Regions from separate parts of the Homo sapiens genome. Here region 2 is linked to region 1. Evidence: chromatin loops called from intact Hi-C (ENCODE). Cell type or tissue: gastrocnemius medialis. All regions are shown on one strand. Each heading gives the region's core, and the rest is flanking DNA. Links, peaks and the distances in the headings are about the cores only. Region 1 has its middle 17 kb from the start of CIDEA. Region 2 holds the start of LOC124904248.

Region 1 (9,380 bases), core at 665-8,664:
TGTGGAGAAATGGCCCTCACACACTCCTGGTGCTGGCGGGAATGTAAAATGGTGCAGCTGCTGTGAAAACAGTTTGGCAGCTCCTCAAAAAGTTAAACATAGAGTTGCCTTATGACCCAGCAATTCCACTCCTACATACCTACTCAAAAGGACTGAAAATCTGTGTTCACACAAAAATCTCTACAGGAATACTCCCAGCAGCATCATTCATGATAACCAAGAGTGAAAATAATCCAAATGTCCATCAACTGATGAGTGGATAAACAGAATGTAGCACATCCATACAATGGCATAGTGTTCAGCCAGAAAAAGGAGTGAAGTGCTGATATGCACTGTAAGAGGAATCAAGCTTGAAAACATCATGCATGGTGGAAGGAGCCAGACATGTCCAGAATAGGCAAATGCACAGAAATAGAAATAGGGTCGTGGTTGCCAGGGTCTGGGAGGAGGGGGAGATGGGGAGTGGCTGCTGGTGGCGCTATGGGATTTCTTTTTGGAGTGATGAAAATGTTTTGGATTAGAGGCGGGGCACGGTGGCTCACACCCGTAATCTCAGCACTTTGGAAGGGCGAGGAGGGTGAATCACTTGAGGTCGGGAGCTGGAAACCAGCATGGCCAACATGGTAAAACCCCGTCTCTACTAAAAATACAAAAATTAGCCAGGCTTGGTGGCACACGCCTGTAATCCCAGCTACTCAGGAGGCAGAGGCAAGAGAATCGCTTGAACCTGGAAGGCGGAGGCTGCAGTGAGCCTGGGTGACTGGAGTGCCGTGGGGAGATCTGCACTCTAAAATACTCTGTCTCAAGAAAAAAAAAAAGAAAATGTTTTGGATTAGGTAGTGATGACGATTGGATAACCTTGGGAATAAACTGAACAACAATGATTTTAAACTTTAAAATTGTGACTTTTATCATATGTGAATTATATCTCAATTTTTAAATAATCTTATAACTAACATTATAGTGAAAGATTGAATGCTTTCCCCCTAAGATTGAGAACAAGGCAAGGATGCCCTCCCTCCCCACCCCTGTTTAACATCATACTGGAGTCTCTAGCCAGTGCAATAGGCAAGAAAAAGAAAGAAAGCACACAGATTGCAAGGGAAGAAATAAAACATTATCTTCTTGCAATGACATAATTTTTTAATGTAGAAAATGCAAAGAGCTACTAGAGCTAACAAGTGAATTCAGAAGAGTCACTAAGTATAAGGTCAATATACAAATATCAATGATTTTTCTATATACTAGCAATGAATAATTAGAAATGGAAAATTTTAAATACCATTTACAATTGCATAAAAAGCTCATTAAATTCTTACTATAAAGAAAGTGAAAAGATAACTCACAGAATGGGAGAAATATTTGCAAATCATATATCTAATAAGGGCTTAATATCCAGAATATATAAAGAACTCCTACAACTCAACAACCCAGTTCGAAAGTGGGCAAAGAACTTGAACAGATAATTTTCCAAAGAAGATATGCAAATGTCCAATAAGCACATGAAAAGATGCTCAACATCACTAATTAATAGGGAAATGCAAATCAAGTCCACAATGACGTACCGCTTCATACCCATTAGGATGGCAATTTTCAACAAAAAGGGAAGTAACAAATGCTGGTGAATATGCGGAGGAATTGGAGCCCATCGTGCATTGCTGATGGGAATGTAAAATGGTGCAGCCACTGCAAGAAAAAAAGATAACACTTTAGTTTTTCTTTAAAAAGTTAAACAGAATTGACATATGATTCAGCAATGTCACTTTCAGGTATATATCCAAAAGAACTGAAAGCGGAGACTCAAATGAACACTCGTTCATTGCAGCATTATTCACAATAGTCAAAAGGTGAAAATGACACAAATGGCCATCCACAGATGAATGGACAAACAAAATGTGGCATTGCCAGACAATGGAATGCTATTCAGCCTTAAAAAGGAATGAGATTTTGATACATGCTAAAACGTGATTAAACCTCGGGGACATTATGCTAAATAAAATAAGTCTATCACAAAAGGACAAATATTGTATGATTCCACTTACATGAGGTACCTAGAGTAGTCAAATTCATAGAGACAGAATTGAATAGAGGTTCCCAGAGGCTGGGGTGGGGGCAGAAGTAGGGCACCATTGTTGAATGGGTACAGAGTTTCTGTTTGGAATGATGAAAAAGTCCTGGAAGTGGGTGGTGGTGATGATTGCACAGCAATGGGAATGGAATTCAGTGTGAATGCCACTGAACTGCATGGATGTACGTGCCCCAGCCAGGGATGAACAAGCTGGTGTGTTCGTAAATGGACACTACCCAGCGGTAAACAGGAACGAGCTACTGACACCTCCAACAACACGCATGAACCCCAAATGCATTATGCGAAGAGAGAAGCCAGATTCAAATGACCATGCACTGCATCATTCCATTTATGTGGCATTCTGGAAAAGGCAAAAATATAGGAGCAGATCAGGGTGACCAGGAGGCAGAGTTGTGGGGAGGGAGCCTATGATGGGGACACATGGGAATTTTGGAGGCGATGGGCTTGTCATATATCCCGAGGGTGGCAGTAGTTACATAACTGTATGCATTTGTCAAAATGTGCAGAAATATACATTAAAAAGAATGAACTTTACTGTGTGTAAGTCATGTGAAAAAGACTGGTAGGAGTGCAAAATGGTTGAGTCATTGTGGAAAACTCTGGCAGTTTTTGAAAAGTAAAGTGCACATTTATCCTATTACCTAGCAGCTCCACTTCTCCCAGTGTTTCACCCAAGAAAAACAAAACATTTGTTGACAAAAAGACTTGCACAAGAATATTCATAGCAGCCTTATTCACAGCAACCAAAACCTGAAACAGCCCTAACTAATGTTCACTAACAGAATAGATAAGCAGTTGCTGGTGTATTTATGCAACAGAATACTACTCGACAAGAAAAAGGAACAAGCTGCTGATCTACACAGCAGCACGGGTGAGTCCAAAAACATGCTGAGTGGGAGGGCCAGGCATAAAAGAGCTCAGATTGCACGACTCCATTTCTGTGAAGTTCAAGAACACGTAGAATGACCTATCGGGGGAGACTGCTCTTTCTGTGTCCCCAGAACTTTGCTGTGTTTTTAGGACATTGATCACTGATGACCTTGGTAGAGGATGTCACAGGCAGGAAGGGACAGAAAGGACTTTCTGGAGCTATAGGGAATGTCTGCATCTAGATTACAGTGTTGGTTACGTGGGTACAGACATTTGTCAAACTCACAAATTGTATGCCTGGAACTGTGCATTTCACTGAATATAATTTTTAACCTCAAAGAGAAAAATAATGTCTAGTGACAGAGTCAGAAAGCAATTATCTGGTTGGGGAAGGGGGCTGATGGGGTGGAGACACGAGGGAACTTTCTGAGTGATGGAAATGTTCTTCATATCTTGTTTGGTGTAGTCAAAGCTCATCAAACTGAACACAGAAGAACTGTGTAACTTATTGTATATAAACTACACCTCAGCACAAAAGAATGTAAAATATAAAATAAATAATGCTGCAAAAAGAGAATAGTCAATAGTTATCATATTTAAAAAATAATTTTTAAAATGTTTAATTGTGGTAAAAAAACACATAAACTTTACCATCTTAGCCATTTTTAAGTGTGCAGGTCAGTAGCGTTAAGTGTATTCATACTGCTATGTAACAGATATCTAGAACTTTTTCATTATCCCAAACTGAAACTCTGCACCCATTAAACAGCAACTTCCACCACCCCCTTCCCAGGCCCTGGCCACCATGCTTGTATTTTGTCTCTTTGAATTGGACCACTCTGGGTACCTCATGTAAGTAGAATCACACAGTATTTGTTCTTCTGTGTCTGGCTCATTTCACTTAGCACGATGTCTTTAAGTTTCATCCATGATGCAGCTTGTCTCAGGATTTCCTTCCTTTTGACGGTTGAATAATATTCCGTTGCATGCATGCAGTACGTGGTGATCATGCATCCACCCATCGATGGGTATCTAGGCTGCTTCCACCTCTTGACTACTGTGAATAGTGCTGCTATGAACGTGGGTGTGCAAATATGGCATCATAATTTTTAAAAATGAAAAACTAGGGCAGCAAAGATTGACTGTCTGGTCACTTTTTCCTTCCTTTTCTGCATTGTTCAGAGGCCAGCACAGGAACAGAGGACGACACCCATGACCAGCACTGAATCCGACAGTGACCCTGGGTAAGCAAACGCTCCTGCTTTTCCAGAGGCTGAAACGTGTGTCTTTGGAGCCAATGTAGAAATACAGCCGGAGGTTATTTCAAGCCAAAAGACAGCAAAGGTCGTCTCCTGTGCGTTTCCAGGGGCAAGACCCTCTGCACTGTCCAGGGAGGAGGCTCTCGTGCCCAGTGGTTTCTGCAGGCAACACTGGCTCCCGGCACGGTTTGCTCCCCAGATGGCCCCATCTCTATCAGGAGGCGGTGCAGGAAGGCCTGGGGAGAGCGGTGTGCGCCCGCGGCCACCAGGGGGCAGGCGACACGACAGTTACCGGGCACTGACAAACTCCGCACAGTTCCCGCTGAGACAAAGCACCCCTGGACTGGCTCCCCTGCTGTCCTCACCCCCACTCCACCCACCGGGCCATCTTCCCACATTCTGGCTTGCGTGGAGGTTCTCCAGCCACAGCTGTCAATAGAGGATTGGTGAGACCCTGGGGGAAGCCCTGAGGTTTATCAGCGCGCCTGTGGGTTTGCAAGCGTGTGCGTTCTATGAAGCTCTAGAGGAGGTGAGCTGTGGCCAGTGCAGCCCAAGCGTAGGGCTTTCAGAGCCCATGGTAACAGTTATGTCATTTTTGCCTGCCCTGCGTACGCCCCAGCGCAGGTGCGGCTTCCTGTGTCCCTGAACAATGCCCTACAAGCCCAGGGGAGAGCGTGAAGCTCAGCTCAGCTGAACTCGCAGCTACTTAGCTAGGGAGGCTATGAACATGGCTTCCAGATTCCCCACTCCTGAGATAGGATGGGCCTGCACATCCCCCCAGCCTCAGAAGGACCCTTTTTTGTCATAGGCCAGGGCGAATCTTCACCTCACTCCCTCAGGAATAAGAAACGACACTTAGGTGCTTCACACATGTCATTCACAAGCTCTGTGAGTCAGTGGCCCGTGGTAGAAACTGCTGCTCTACTGTGCCTTATATTTTTCACTCATTCTAAAATGAGCTATGGGATCTTGGGCCCACTCATTACTTCCACTTATCAACTGCATTTGGCCTATTTCATTGCTAGGACTTCTATTTTATAACCCCTTACATGGGACTTGCCACCAGATAGACTCTTTATACCATGATCCAGTTCAATTTAATTCACCGCGCATTTACCAAGAGCCTGCGTGTGCCTGTCCTTTCCCAAACAGCAGTCTGCTCAGATGTGTCCGATAGCCCCTCATTGGCTACGAGATGAATCACAGAGTTTTTAGCACGGCTCGTGCAGCTCCAAGACCTTCCAGCCCGGTGTGCCAGCCCAGGGTGAGCCTCCGCCAGGTGCCAGCTGCTGTGACTGTGGCCATTCCCCTGGACCCACTTGCCTGCCGCCCACGCCACCCCCTCCCGCCGGCCACACGGGCCCCTCGCTGATCCTGAATTCGCTGCACATGTTCATGAGGACTCCGTGTCCTCGTTCCTGTGGTTTCTACTGCTTAGAGTTCTTCTCTTCCTCCACCTAAAACCCACTCCTCTTCCAAGACCCAGCTCAAGAGGGGCCCTCCTGCAGAACCTCCTGGAACCCCCACGCCAACATCACGCACTGCTCCTTCTGCGTGCCCTGCCCTCGGCTGCGTTTCCACAGCACTCACCACTGATGACCTTGTGTACCTGTCTGTGTTCATGCGTCTCTCCGTTTGCTTCAAACTGTTAACTTCTTGAGGACAGGAATGATGTTACACCCAGCTCAGAACCTAACTATGGTAAATATAAAAGTAATAAGAAATGTTTAATATGAGCGCTCAATATGGCCAGCAGTGGTGCTAAGTGCTTTACATATTGAAAGGGTCCTGAATATGCACCCCCAAATGTGCCACTTTGGCATAAGGATTATTTTGAGCTGAGGAAACTGAGAATGGGCATATGCAGGACGAGCTGTCTGCCCTCCCCTTTCCCATGTGAAAGCAGGGCATAAACTCCCCTGTGAAGGTTCCCCCTCTCCACGCCAGGAGGGGAGAGTGACTCTTCTCACTGGAGAGGGAGTGAGCGTGAACAAACCTTGCTAAACTCACCCTCACCTTCTGTTAGCGTCCCCCATATGTTCCCAGCCACCTCTCCATGATTTGCCGTCCATGAAGCCCAAACCCCCTTTTCTCTGTTAAAATGGCAGGTAAGCCCCTGAGTCTAACCATTCCTTTGAGTTTCACTTGTTTTCTGTAAATTTTCATCCACATAGAACATTTATTTAAACAATTTAAATTATTTAATTCATTAAGTTTTGTAAAGACGGGGTCTTGCTATGTTGCCCAGGCTGGTCTTGAACTCTTTACCTCAAGCAATCCACCTGCCTCAGCCTCCCAAAGTGCTGGGATTAAGGGTGTGAGCCACCGCACCACTCAGCCACATTAATTTTTTTAAAATTGTTTGCCTTTTTCCTGTTTATCTGTCTTTTTAAAGTTTAATTTGCAGGGCCCCAGGCACTGAACATAAGAGGACAGATGAAAAGTTCTTCCACTTAGAAAGTTGTGACAGCCACAAGGGGCTCACTCTGGAGGCTGCAGCCGAGGTCTCAGGACACTGATCATGCTGACGAAAGGAGGAATTCTTACCACACCAGCCCCCCACAATTCTGCTCAGAATCTGGTCAAGCGAGAGCGGTAAGACTGACTCCAGTCTTGGCCTTGCACCTCCCCTGAGCGGCTAGAGCTTCTTCCTCCCATCACTCCTCCTTGCACGGCCTCTTACCACTGCATTTATTAAAAAGCAGAGAATCTGGAGGGTGCTGATCCTGGAGCACAAGCCCACATCCACCCAGCTGCCCTGAGGCTCACGAGAGGCAGAAGAACCGTGAGCCACGCTGAGCCGAGCCCACTCTTGAAAATGTCCTCAGTAAAGCCTGATTGGTGTCCGCACTGCAGGACACTGCGTTACTTGCATTTGCAGGTGGTGCCAGTGGGGACAATTGCCCCCCACCCCTGAATATGGGTTTTTGGGAGTGTGGACCAGCTGAGCTGATCGGGGGCGGGCAGACTCCCTCTTGTGCTGGTGGACAGCTTGCCTGGTTGGGGTTGTCACTGACCATGTGGAGATGGGATTGTGTTGAGTATCACAGAAGCCCTTGACGCGGAAGTGTGCAGGAGCTTTGCGGAAAGCAGAGTCCATCTCCTTGACCCTCCTGGCTGTTTGGATGTTCGAGTCCCCCGCAGGGCATTTTCCTCATGGCTGGAACAGCCTGGCCCTTCTCACTGGAAGCCTGTTTTCAGGAAATATTCTGCTCAGGGGATCATTGTGGGGAGACTGGGCTCATGCCCCATCACAGAAGAGACTCCTCTGGGGCCCAAATGCAAACTGGAGTAGCCCAAGGAGGCTGAGGGAGCTTTCCTCCACCTCAGCCATCTGCCCTCGACTAAGGAAGGTAGGAGGGGTTACAGGGGTGGCTTCTAATGAATGAAGGTCCTGAATTTGTTCCTCAGCCTGAGCCTATCGAGAGGAATGGGATAGACTTCGGGGTCTTTATGTTTCTTGCCCCAGAGACAAAACAGCAGAAAAGTGGACCAAATTTTTACCCAGATCTAAAACAGACCTTTATAATAATGTCCAGAATCTTCAGTTATGGGTGGTAGAACACTTCCCCTGCTGAGAATTATAACATAAATGAATTATTAAAAATTATAATTTCATAGTCTTTTTTTTTTCAAGACGAATTGTTGCTCTGTTGCCCAGGCTGGAGTGCAATGGTGTGATCTCAGCTCACTGCAACTTCTGCCTCCTGGGTTCAAGTGATTCTCCTGCCTCAGCCTCCCAAGTAGCTGAGGTTACAGGCCACGTCTGGCTAACTTTTTGTATTTTTAGTAGAGACAGGGTTTCACCATGTTGGCCAGGCTGGTCTTGAACTCCTGACATCGTGATCCGCCCACCTCGGCCTCCCAAAGTGCTAGAATTACAGGCATGAGCCATCGTGCCTGGCCTACATGGTCATCTTTTACAGACATCAGATAGCTGATGATATACCAAGCATGGAATGGGGCCGGGGTCTCGAGGGGAGGGTTTTAGGTTATTGTGACAAGGTCTGCTGTTGCTGACTCACTTTGGGAATTTCCTGAATACAAAGTTTGCACCATCAGACAGCCACTGTCAGGTCAGAGAAAATAGCAGGCGTGTGGTGGATTCAACTGATAAGAAAGTTCAAGTAAGTAACTAGACTTGACCTTAAGAATGTTATTAAAATTGTGTAGGATGTCTGAGTTTTAACCTGCCAGCATAGAGAAACCCTGTTGAACACATGAATGAAACTAGTAATTGAGCTAAACTAGCCACAGAGTAACTCGTTCATGGCTGGTGGGGATGCAGATGGTGTCAGCCCCTTTGGAAGACAGATGGCAGGTCCCCGCCCAGCTATACATGTGCTTTACACCCATCCCACAGTCACATCAGGTGCTCACCCACATGGGTTGAAAACGTGTGTCCACACAAAGCCTGTGCGCAGACGCTTATAGCAGCTTCGTTCATGATTGCTAAGACCTGAGAGCAACCAAAAGGCAGTTCAGTGGATGATAAACCAAATGTGGTACATCCATGCAATGAGGTATCGCTAGTGATTCAAATAAATGAGCTGTCAGGCCACAAAACAGAATGGAGACAACTTAAATGCATATTTCTGTTTTTTTGTTTTTTTTTTTTGGTGCTGTGACTCAGATTAAATTATATTTAATTATATTAAATTAAATTAAATTATATGCATTTAATCTGAGTATATATATTTAATCCAAGTTCAAGCAATTCTCCTCCTCAGCCTCCCAAGTAGCTGGGATTACAGGTGCGTGCCATCACGCCGAGCTAATTTTTGCATTTTTAGTACAGATGGGGTTTCATCATGTTGAAAAGGCTGGTCTGGAACTTCTGACCTCGTGATCTGCCCATCTCGGCCTCCCAAAGTGCTGGGATTACAGGCATGAGCCTAGCCTAAATGCACATTTCTAAGTGAAAAAAAGTCAATAGGAAAAGGCTGTATAATTCCAGCAATATGGCATTCTAGAAAAGCTAGAATTATAACAACAGTAAAAAGATCGGTGGTTACCAAAGTCCAGGCGTGGGAAGGAGGCCAAGCAGGAGTTTTAGGGCAGTGAATCTACTTGGTGCATAATGGTGGGTCCCTGACATTGGATTAATAACGTATCAATATTTATCAATATTGGTTTCTACAGTTTTATCAAATGTACAACAC
Region 2 (8,836 bases), core at 76-8,075, 1.6 Mb after region 1:
GCTGTGAACCCCTCTAGGACCTGGATGTGACTCAGTGTTCAGCACCCCTAGGGTCTCACAGAGCACTGGATACTTATGCCTGTGCCCAGGAAGTACGTACTGGATGAAAGATAACACTAGGCCATTGATGGCTACGCTGGAAGGAAAACCCAGGGGCAGGGAGGTGACGTCTCCCTCATCTCTGAATCTCAGTTCTGGGCTCCCTGGTGCCACAGTCATTAACCACGTGCATCTGTATTTTAAATTAATTTTCAAATGTAATCTCCAGTACCTCATCACACCAGGCATATTTCCAGTGCCCGATAGCCCTGTGCTCACAAGGCAGAGGGAATATTCCCGTCTGTGCAGAACAGGCTCGTGGCAGTGGCTCCAACCTGGGACAGTGTGTTTGTGAATCACCGACCTGTAGGGTTGGAGCCCCACATTGATAAGGCTGGTAGGGAGAGCTGCAATGATCCGGAAGAGAGGGGAGTGGCACGTGGAAAGGGGGTCCTCTCTTGATGTGAACGTTTGCAAATGTGAGCAGTGACTTGTTGAAGGTCTCTGATTCCAGAGAGCCCAGGTTAGTTCTGAGAAAGCAGAGGACGGAGCAGGGAGTTGCTGTGGCAGCTGGTGTGGCCTCCCCTGCAGCAGGGAGGATGGGTAAGTGCCTCTGGGTAACACCTTTCTTGTGGTACTTGTGTCTCCAGAGCTTGGATTGGCAACAGGAGACATGACTCCAGCAGTGACGATGATGACGCTCCAGGTAGATGGGCACCCTTGAGAGGGGACGCCATGAAAGTGGCTTCCCGGGAGCAGTCCACTCAGGCCTGCAGCTTTGGAGACCAGGGAAGGAAGAGGGAGATGAAATTAGAAAAAAAGAAAATGTGTTATGTTTAAATGTTCATGACAGTAAAAAAAAAGTGATTATGTCTAGGGCCTTTGAGTGTTGTGTTTGTCATCATCTTTTCTTGCTTTGCTTCTCAAACATTATCTTTCCCTCGGGACCTGCTATTTTCTGCCTCTTCCACACCAAATCCCAAACACTTGGGTTCTATTGGTTATCATCTCTTGAGAATCGGCTTGGTTTCTCCTGACTGCTTAGAATAAAATGCAACAAGAGACTGGGTTTTGGTGCTGGCCTACCCTGCAGGATGTCCGTGGGTGCAGCTCTCCCCAGGGCACTCGACACTGGGAGTCAGGTGGGGGTAGAGGAAGTGAGTCTCTCCTCTCTGCACTCTCAGGCGGGGGTTGGGGGTGGGCCCCTCCTGTCTGCACTCTCAGGTGGGGGTGGGGACTGGGCCCCTCCTGTCTGCACTCTCAGGTGTTGTTGCAGCAACTTAGTGCTTCTGCCCCCTCTGCTGACTCCTGCTTTGATAGTAAGGGAGGAGACCACCCCTCATATTGTCTTATGCCCAATTTCTGCCTCCAAAGAAAGAAGAAGTAAAAACTAAAAGGCAGAAATGAAATTCACAAGCAGACAGCCCAGCACCACACACAGCCCAGCCCTGGTAGTTAAAGATAGACCCCTGACCTAATCGGTTATGTTATCTATAGATTACAGAGATTGTGTAGAAAAGCACTGTGAAAATCTCTGTCCTGTTGTGTTCCGTTCTAATTACCGGTGCATGCAGCCCCCAGTCACGTACCCCCTGCTTGCTCAATCGATCACGACCCTCTCATGCGGACCCCCTTAGAGTTGTGAGCCCTTAAAAGGGACAGGAATTGCTTACTTGGGGAGCTCGGCTCTTGAGATAGGAGTCTTGCCAATGCTCCCGGCCGAATAAAGCCCTTCCTTCTTTAACTTGGTGTCTGAGGAGTTTTGTCTGCTACTCGTCCTGCTACATTTCTTGGTTCCCTGACCAGGAAGCGAGGTGATTGGCGGATGGTTGAAGCAGCTCCTTAGGTGGCTTAAGCCTGCCCTGTGGAACATCCCTGCGGGGGACTCCGACCAGCCCTCCGCTCTCTGACGTGGATCATGAGAGCATCCTGGGCAGGCAATTGCCCCAGTGGGACGCCTCGCCAGAGCAGTGTGTAGCAGGCCCCCGTGGAGAATCAATGCAGTGGCTGAACACCGGGAAGGAACTGGTACTTGCAGTGCAGACATCTGAAACTTGGTAAGACTAGTCTTTGGAACCTGCAAACCTGCCTACTCCATTTGAGTGGAAGCGTGGCCTGATCACCCACAGTGTGCCTTTATTGGCACTTTGGTTTTTGTTTTTGACTTGACTTGGATTGCTTGATACTTTGGTTTTGGTTTTGACCTGGCTTAGATTTCTGGATACTCTGATTTTGGTTTGGTGTAAACTGCAAAAGTGTGTGTGTGCCCTTTTTACCTGTTCTTTGTTTTGTGGTGTGCGTGTGGTGTGAGTGTTGTGTTTTGTCTTGAAGAAGCATGGGTCAGGCACAAATAAGCCCATCCTACTAGGAACCATGTTGAAAAATTTCAAAAAAGGATTTAAGGGAGACTATGGAGTACTATGACACCAGGAAAACTTAAAACTTTGTGTAAAATAGACTGACCAGCATTAGAGGTGGGTTGGCCATCAGAAGGAAGCCTGGACAGGTCCCTTGTTTCAAAGGTGTGGCACAAGGTAACCTGTAAGCCAGGGCACCCAGATCAGTTCCCATACATAGACGCTTGGTTACAGCTGGTTTTAGATCTCTCCACAGTGGTTGAGAGAACAGCAGCATAAGCGAGGCAGAGAGAGAGACACAGAGAGGAGAGAGAGAGAGGCAGAAAGGAGAGAGAGAGGAGAGAGAGAGAGGCAGAGAGGAGAGAGAGAGAAGCAGATAAACAGAGGAAGAGACAGAGGCAAAAGGAAAGTCAAAGAGAGAGAGACAAAGTCAAAGAGAGAAAGAGAGATATATACAAGTAGCTAAGAAAAAACAGTTTATGTGCAAGGTGTATAAGGAAATTAAAATATACCTTTGGTAAAAGAATTATAAGGAGGCATAAGAATATAAATTTTTACCTATATTAGAAGGTTAAAAATGTGTATACTTTGTTTTAAAGGTTTAATCAAGTTTTAAAATGTACACTGAAAAGAAAATTCTGTGTGTAAACATTGGCTAAAGTTAGAGGTATCATCCAGTTTTGCTGTAAACTGGACATTAAAATAAAAGCATAGCAGATTTTTCTTAAAGCACCAACCTGCTCTTTAGCAAAAATTATAAAAGGTTAAAAAGAGTCTATAAAATCTTACCTTATGGTCAAACATTAAAAATTGGATAAATATGTCTACAAGGTTTTATTAAAATTAGGTTTAACATTAATAACACACTAATATAAAGGTAAAATTTAGCTTATCTGGTATAAAAATCATACAAATAGCATTGCTAAATGTAAAGTGGTATTTGCCTTTCTTTGGTTTAAAAACTAATAAAAATAGGTGCTAACGGAAATTTCTCAGTAAGAAGGCACCAAGGACTATAAAGTCCACTGCCAAGGTCCCCACATTTAAAACAAAAGGTCAATTTCTTAGAAATTATATACTCGGTGTATCTTCCACTTTCCTTTCCCTCAAAAACTAAAAGTCTTTTAGTACAGGTACCACCCCTAGAATTTCCGGTAAACCAGCACCAGCCTGAAAATCACGTTCTTATCAAAGGGTGGAAAGAAGAAAAACTCGAGCCAGCCTGGGAAGGACCCTACCTTGGGCTGCTAACCACCAAGACTGCTGTTTGTACAGAAAAAAAAAGGGTGGACTCACCACACCCGAGTCAAGAAAGCGCCACCCCTTCCAGAGTCGTGGGCCATAGTCCCAGGGGAAAACCCTACCAAACTAAAGCTGAGAAAAATTTAATTCTTTTCATCTATTCTATTACTCTTTCTTCTTTCCTTGCTCTGTTGCTGACCATCTGGTTATTAACATAACCAAGTCAATTTCACCTTGAACTATTGCATTTAATGCTTGTCTTGTTAGACCCTGTGGGGACTTGCCAAGTCGAAGACAGCTCTCTACTTCAGAAAAGTACCTCTGTCCCTCCTGACTCTCCTCAGACTGGGCATTAGTAAACTAGGACCATTTAATCCGGGCAGATTTCAATAAAGACCCCAGTGCCAACCAGGAGTCTTACCCCCAATGTAGAGCTTTAATGCCTTAGTTGGTCCAATGTTCTGTGGACCACTAAAGAGCAAGGATGGACTGCCCCAACCGGTTTTTGTAATTTCCTAAAATCATACATTCATTTTACTAGAGGATCATAGAAGTTAAAGACTTAAAACAAACTTTGGCAATTAAGACAGCATACCAAGATGCAAATACCTGGTTAAAATTGATCAAATATTCCTTCTGCATGTTAAACAAAAGCAATTGTTATTCTTGTGCACATGGCAGGCCAGAGGCCCAGATTGTCTCGTTTCCACTAAGGTGGTCCTCCAGTTGACCAGGCGTAGGCTGCATGGTAGCTCTTTTCCAGGATTCTACAGCCTGGAGTAATAAGTCATGCCAAGCTCTCTCTGCTATATCCCGAAGTCCGGCACCCTGCGGGTCAGCCCCTGAGAGCCATCCAGCTTCCATCTCCCAACACTAAGTTCACTTTGTGTCTCTCACGACAGGCAGGAAACAGCATTCCTTGGAGACCTGAAGGGATGCAATGAGCTTAAGAATTTTCAAGAGCTTATCAATCAGTCAGCCCTTGTTCATCCCTGCGCGGACGTGTGGTGGTATTGTGGTGAACCTTTACTGGACACTCTGCTGAATAACTGGAGTGGCACTTGTGGTTTAGTCCATCTGGCTATCCCTTTCACCCTGGCATTTCATCAACCAGAAGGAGAAAAAAATAAGACATCGTAAAGCGAGAGAAGCCCCTTATGGGTCTTTCAACTCTCACATCTATTTAGATGCAATTGGAGCCCCACAAGGAATAACAGATCAATTTAAAGCTTGAAATCAAATAGCTACAGGATTTAAGTCAATATTTTAGTATGTGACAGTTAATAAAAATCTAGATTAGATAAATTACATCTATTACAACCAACAGCAACAAGCTTTTCATGAATTTAAACAAAACAAAACAAAACAAAAAAAACTCATGTCGGCCCCAGCCCTGGGGCTACCTGACCTGACAAAACCCTTTACACCCTGTGTATCACAAAGAGAAAAAATGGCAGTTGGAGTTTTAACCCAGACTGTAGGGCCCTGGCCAAGGCCACTGGCCTATCTCTCAAAACAACTAGACGGGGTTTCCAAAGGCTGGCCCCCATGTCTAAGGACTCTGGCAGCAATGGCCCTGTTAGCACAAGAAGCAGATAAGCTCACTCTTAGGCAAAACCTAAACATTAAGTCCCCCATGCTGTGGTGACTTTAATAAACAGCAAAGGACATTATTAGCTAATGAATGCTAGACTAACTAGATGCCAAAGCTTGCTCTGTGAAAATCCCCGCATAACCAGTGAAGTTTGCAACACCCTAAACCCCACCACCTTGCTCCTGGTATCAGACAGCCCAGTTGAACATAACTATGTAGAGGTACTGGACTCAGTTTATTCCAGTGGGCCCGACCTCCGAGACCAACCTTAAACATCAGTAGACTAGGAGCTGTACGTGGATGGGAGCAGCTTCGCCAACCCCTGCAAAGTGACTCTGAAAAAGACAACAAGCCCTGCTCCAGTCACACCCGGGAGCTGACTGGTCCATGCACAGCCGAAGCATGAGAAAACTCATCGCGGGACTCATTTTCCTTAAAACTTGGACTTGTACAGTAAGGACTTCAACTGACCTTCCTCAGACTAAGAGCTGTTCCCAGTGTATACATCAAGTCACTGAGGTAGGACAAAAAGTCGCTACAGTCCTATTATTTTATGGTTATTATAAGAGTACTGGAACTCTAAAAACAAAGCTTGTTTGTATAATGTTATTCTATGCAAGGTACGTAGCCCAGGAAATGACCAACCTGATGTATGTTATGACCCAGCTGAGGATCCCATGACCACAGTTTTTAAAATAAGATTAAGAACTGAAGACTGGTAGGGCTGTTCACTTTCGTTTATAAGTAGAATGAGTATATACTCTAATATAATGATAAGGAAAATAGCATGGTAAATACATAAACCAGTGAAAGTCATTCGCTGTCATTATCAAGTATGATGTACCGCACATAATTACATGTGCTGGACTTTTACACGACTGGCCATGAAGCAAGTGTGTTTATACCAGCACCGCCACTAACACATGAGCAATGCATTGCTATACAACTTTACTATGGCTCTGACATCACTGGACAATAGGGATTTTTCATCTCCATTATAATCTTATGGGACTGCATGTTCATATGTGCAACCCATCATTGACCAAAACGTTATCTGATGCATGACTGTATTTTGTGTCTTGCTTTCCTGCTAGAGTAATGCTTCTTAAGCATGCATTTACAGTTGACTCTCATGATTCATAAATTTGGACTTGACAAATCTGCCTACTCGCCAAAATTCACATGTAACCCCAAAGTCAATACTCACAGTGCTTTTGAGGTAATTCACAGGCATGCATGAGTGACACAAGATTTGAGTTGCTCAAATGCACGTTCCCAGCTGAGGTGGAACAAGGCGATGCTCGGCCTTCTTGTTTTGGCTCACGCTGTGAACAAGCTTCCTTAGCATGGTCTAGTTAGTGTCATTTTGCCACATTTTTGTGCTTCCTGTTGATTTTGCTGTTGAAAAGGCCCCAAGCACAGTGATTTCGTGCTGGCTAGTGTTCCTAAGAGCAAGAAGGCTGTGATGTGCCTTACAGAGAAAATACGTGTGTTAGATAAGCTTGGTTTAGGCATGAGTTTTAGGGCTGTTGGCTGTTATTAATGTTAATATATATTAAATAAGGTGTCTTTAAACAGAAACACAAATAAAACAAGGTTATGGACTGGGCACGGTGGCTCATGCCTGTAATCCCAGGCATGATTGGGAGGCTGAGGTGGGTGGATCACCTGAGGTCAGGAGTTTGAGACCAGCCTGGCCGACATGGTGAGACCCCCGTCTCTACTAAAAACACAAAAAATTAGCTGGGCGTGGTGGTGCGCGCCTGTAGTCCCAGCTACTCAGGAGGCTGAGGCAGGAGAATCACTTGAACCCTTGAGGTGGAGGTTGCAGTGGGCTGAGATCGCACCACTATACTCCAGCCTGGGTGACTGAGTGAGACTCCATCTCAAAACAAAACAAAACAAAACAAAACAAAAAATACCCCAAGGTTATGCATTGATTGGCTGATGAAAATGTCTTGGTCAGAGGCTTGCAGGAACCTAACCCTATAATTCCTCTAGGGTCAAAGGTTTTAGTATTTACTAATTCACTGTTTGCAGCAACTTTTAGAACAAAACTACCATGAGAAATGGTTGTATTTTGTATTCCCCAGTACAAGCTAACACAATGTTGGCACATAGAAAATGCTTAATAACTGCCTGCTGATTCACTGTGAAAAAGAGAGAGAAGAGAACCTAACTTTTCTTCCAGTGAAGTTATCTGATATGTGTTTGTTTGTTCATTTGGTTTTTTTTTTTTTTTTTTTTTTTAGATGGAGTCTCGCTCTGTTGCCCAGGCTGGAGTGGAGTGGCACAATCTCAGCTCACTGCAACCTCCACCTCCCAGGTTCAAGTGATTCTCCTGCCTCAGCCTCCTGAGTAGCTGGCATTACAGGCATGCACCATCATGCCCGGCTAATTTTGTGACATGTGTTTTATAGTTTGCATAGTGTGCAATGATTTTTTATTTGGCTTGTGTAAATATCCTCCCAAATCTGATTCAACTAAGATTGAGAATATTCCCGTATATGTTGTTCCCTAATAACTGTATAGCTTATATAAGCTAAATTTGTATGAAAAAAATTAGAACATGTCTACATTAAAAGATCAAGGGCTCAACATTCTCATTTTGGGTCGGGAGAATGTTTCCTGTCATCTAGCTCAGCGGCTCAGTAATTTTCAAATTTTTATTTTATATAACACTAAAGGAATGCTGAAAAACTATGTACTGCCCCACCCATTCTAAGTTGTCCACTAACATTTTTTTTCTATTCTTCTTCTTCTTCTATTTATTTATTTATTTATTTTTATTTTTATTTATTTTTTTGAGACGGAGTCTCGCTGTCGCCCAGGCTGGAGAGCAGTGGTGCGATCTCGGCTCACTGCAGGCTCCGCCCCCTGGGTTCACGCCATTCTCCTGCCTCAGCCTCACCAGGTGCCCGCCACTTCGCCCGGCTAATTTTTTTTTTGAGACAGGGTCTCACTCTGTCACCCAGGCTGTAGTACAGTGATGCAATCTCAGCTCACTGTAGCCTCACCCTCCGGGGCTCAAGCAACCCCCCCACCTCAGCCTCTCAAGTAGCTAGGGTTACAGGAGCACTCCACCACACCTGGCTAATTAAAACCATTTTTTTTTTTTGTAGAGATGGGGTCTCACTTTGTTGCCCAGGCTGGTCTGGATGTATGGAATTCTTAGGATGGCAGTGATTGACCCAGCATACTGAGGAATATAATTTTGGGTTTTATTATTTGATGGGCATATTCCTGGTGGCGTGGATGTATAATAATTGGGAAATCTGCAAAATCCTTAGTGAATTGTGGGCACTTATGTTTTCTTATTTAGAAATTTATTCTTTTTGTCATTTCCAGAATGTATTAATGGTATGATCTTCCGTGAGTGACAAAGGAACTGGAAGCCAGGGACCCCTGCATAGGATGTACATGCTGCTCACACAGGAGTAAGCACAGTGCCTGGCTTACTTACAGCATCACTGTCTTTGTGATCTCAACTATTCATCTCAGAGCAGGGCGGATCATCTCAGATGGGGTGGTGCAAATCTGCAGGCAGCTAGGCAGACTAGCCCTCAGATGAGACATGGCACAGGCAGGATTCGAAGAGGGGACT

What was found. A loop is a pair of places that touch in the nucleus more often than their neighbours do. Peaks named below come from ENCODE experiments on the same cell type or tissue, not always from the same donor. Only the 100,000 strongest peaks of a DNase experiment are listed, where the experiment ranks them.
Region 2: a loop joins it to region 1, with 16 times the contacts of the local background. A loop is called at or near these places in 7 of 110 quality-filtered maps.

What each region holds. Positions count from the first base shown.
Region 1 is chr18:12,232,492-12,241,871 of GRCh38, reverse strand. No RefSeq gene overlaps it. Among named protein-coding and RNA genes, the nearest start is that of CIDEA, 17 kb to the left of the region's middle. RefSeq lists a silencer at 4,498-4,577. In gastrocnemius medialis, for the core only: a CTCF peak has its summit at 4,487 (motif pointing right); no DNase peak of the experiment used is centred there.
Region 2 is chr18:10,596,725-10,605,560 of GRCh38, reverse strand. It overlaps LOC124904248, which reads right to left and starts at 813. Exons shown (of 1, transcript XM_047437981.1): 1 at 1-813. The coding sequence starts at 714. In gastrocnemius medialis, for the core only: no CTCF peak of the experiment used is centred there; a DNase peak (open chromatin) is centred at 4,491.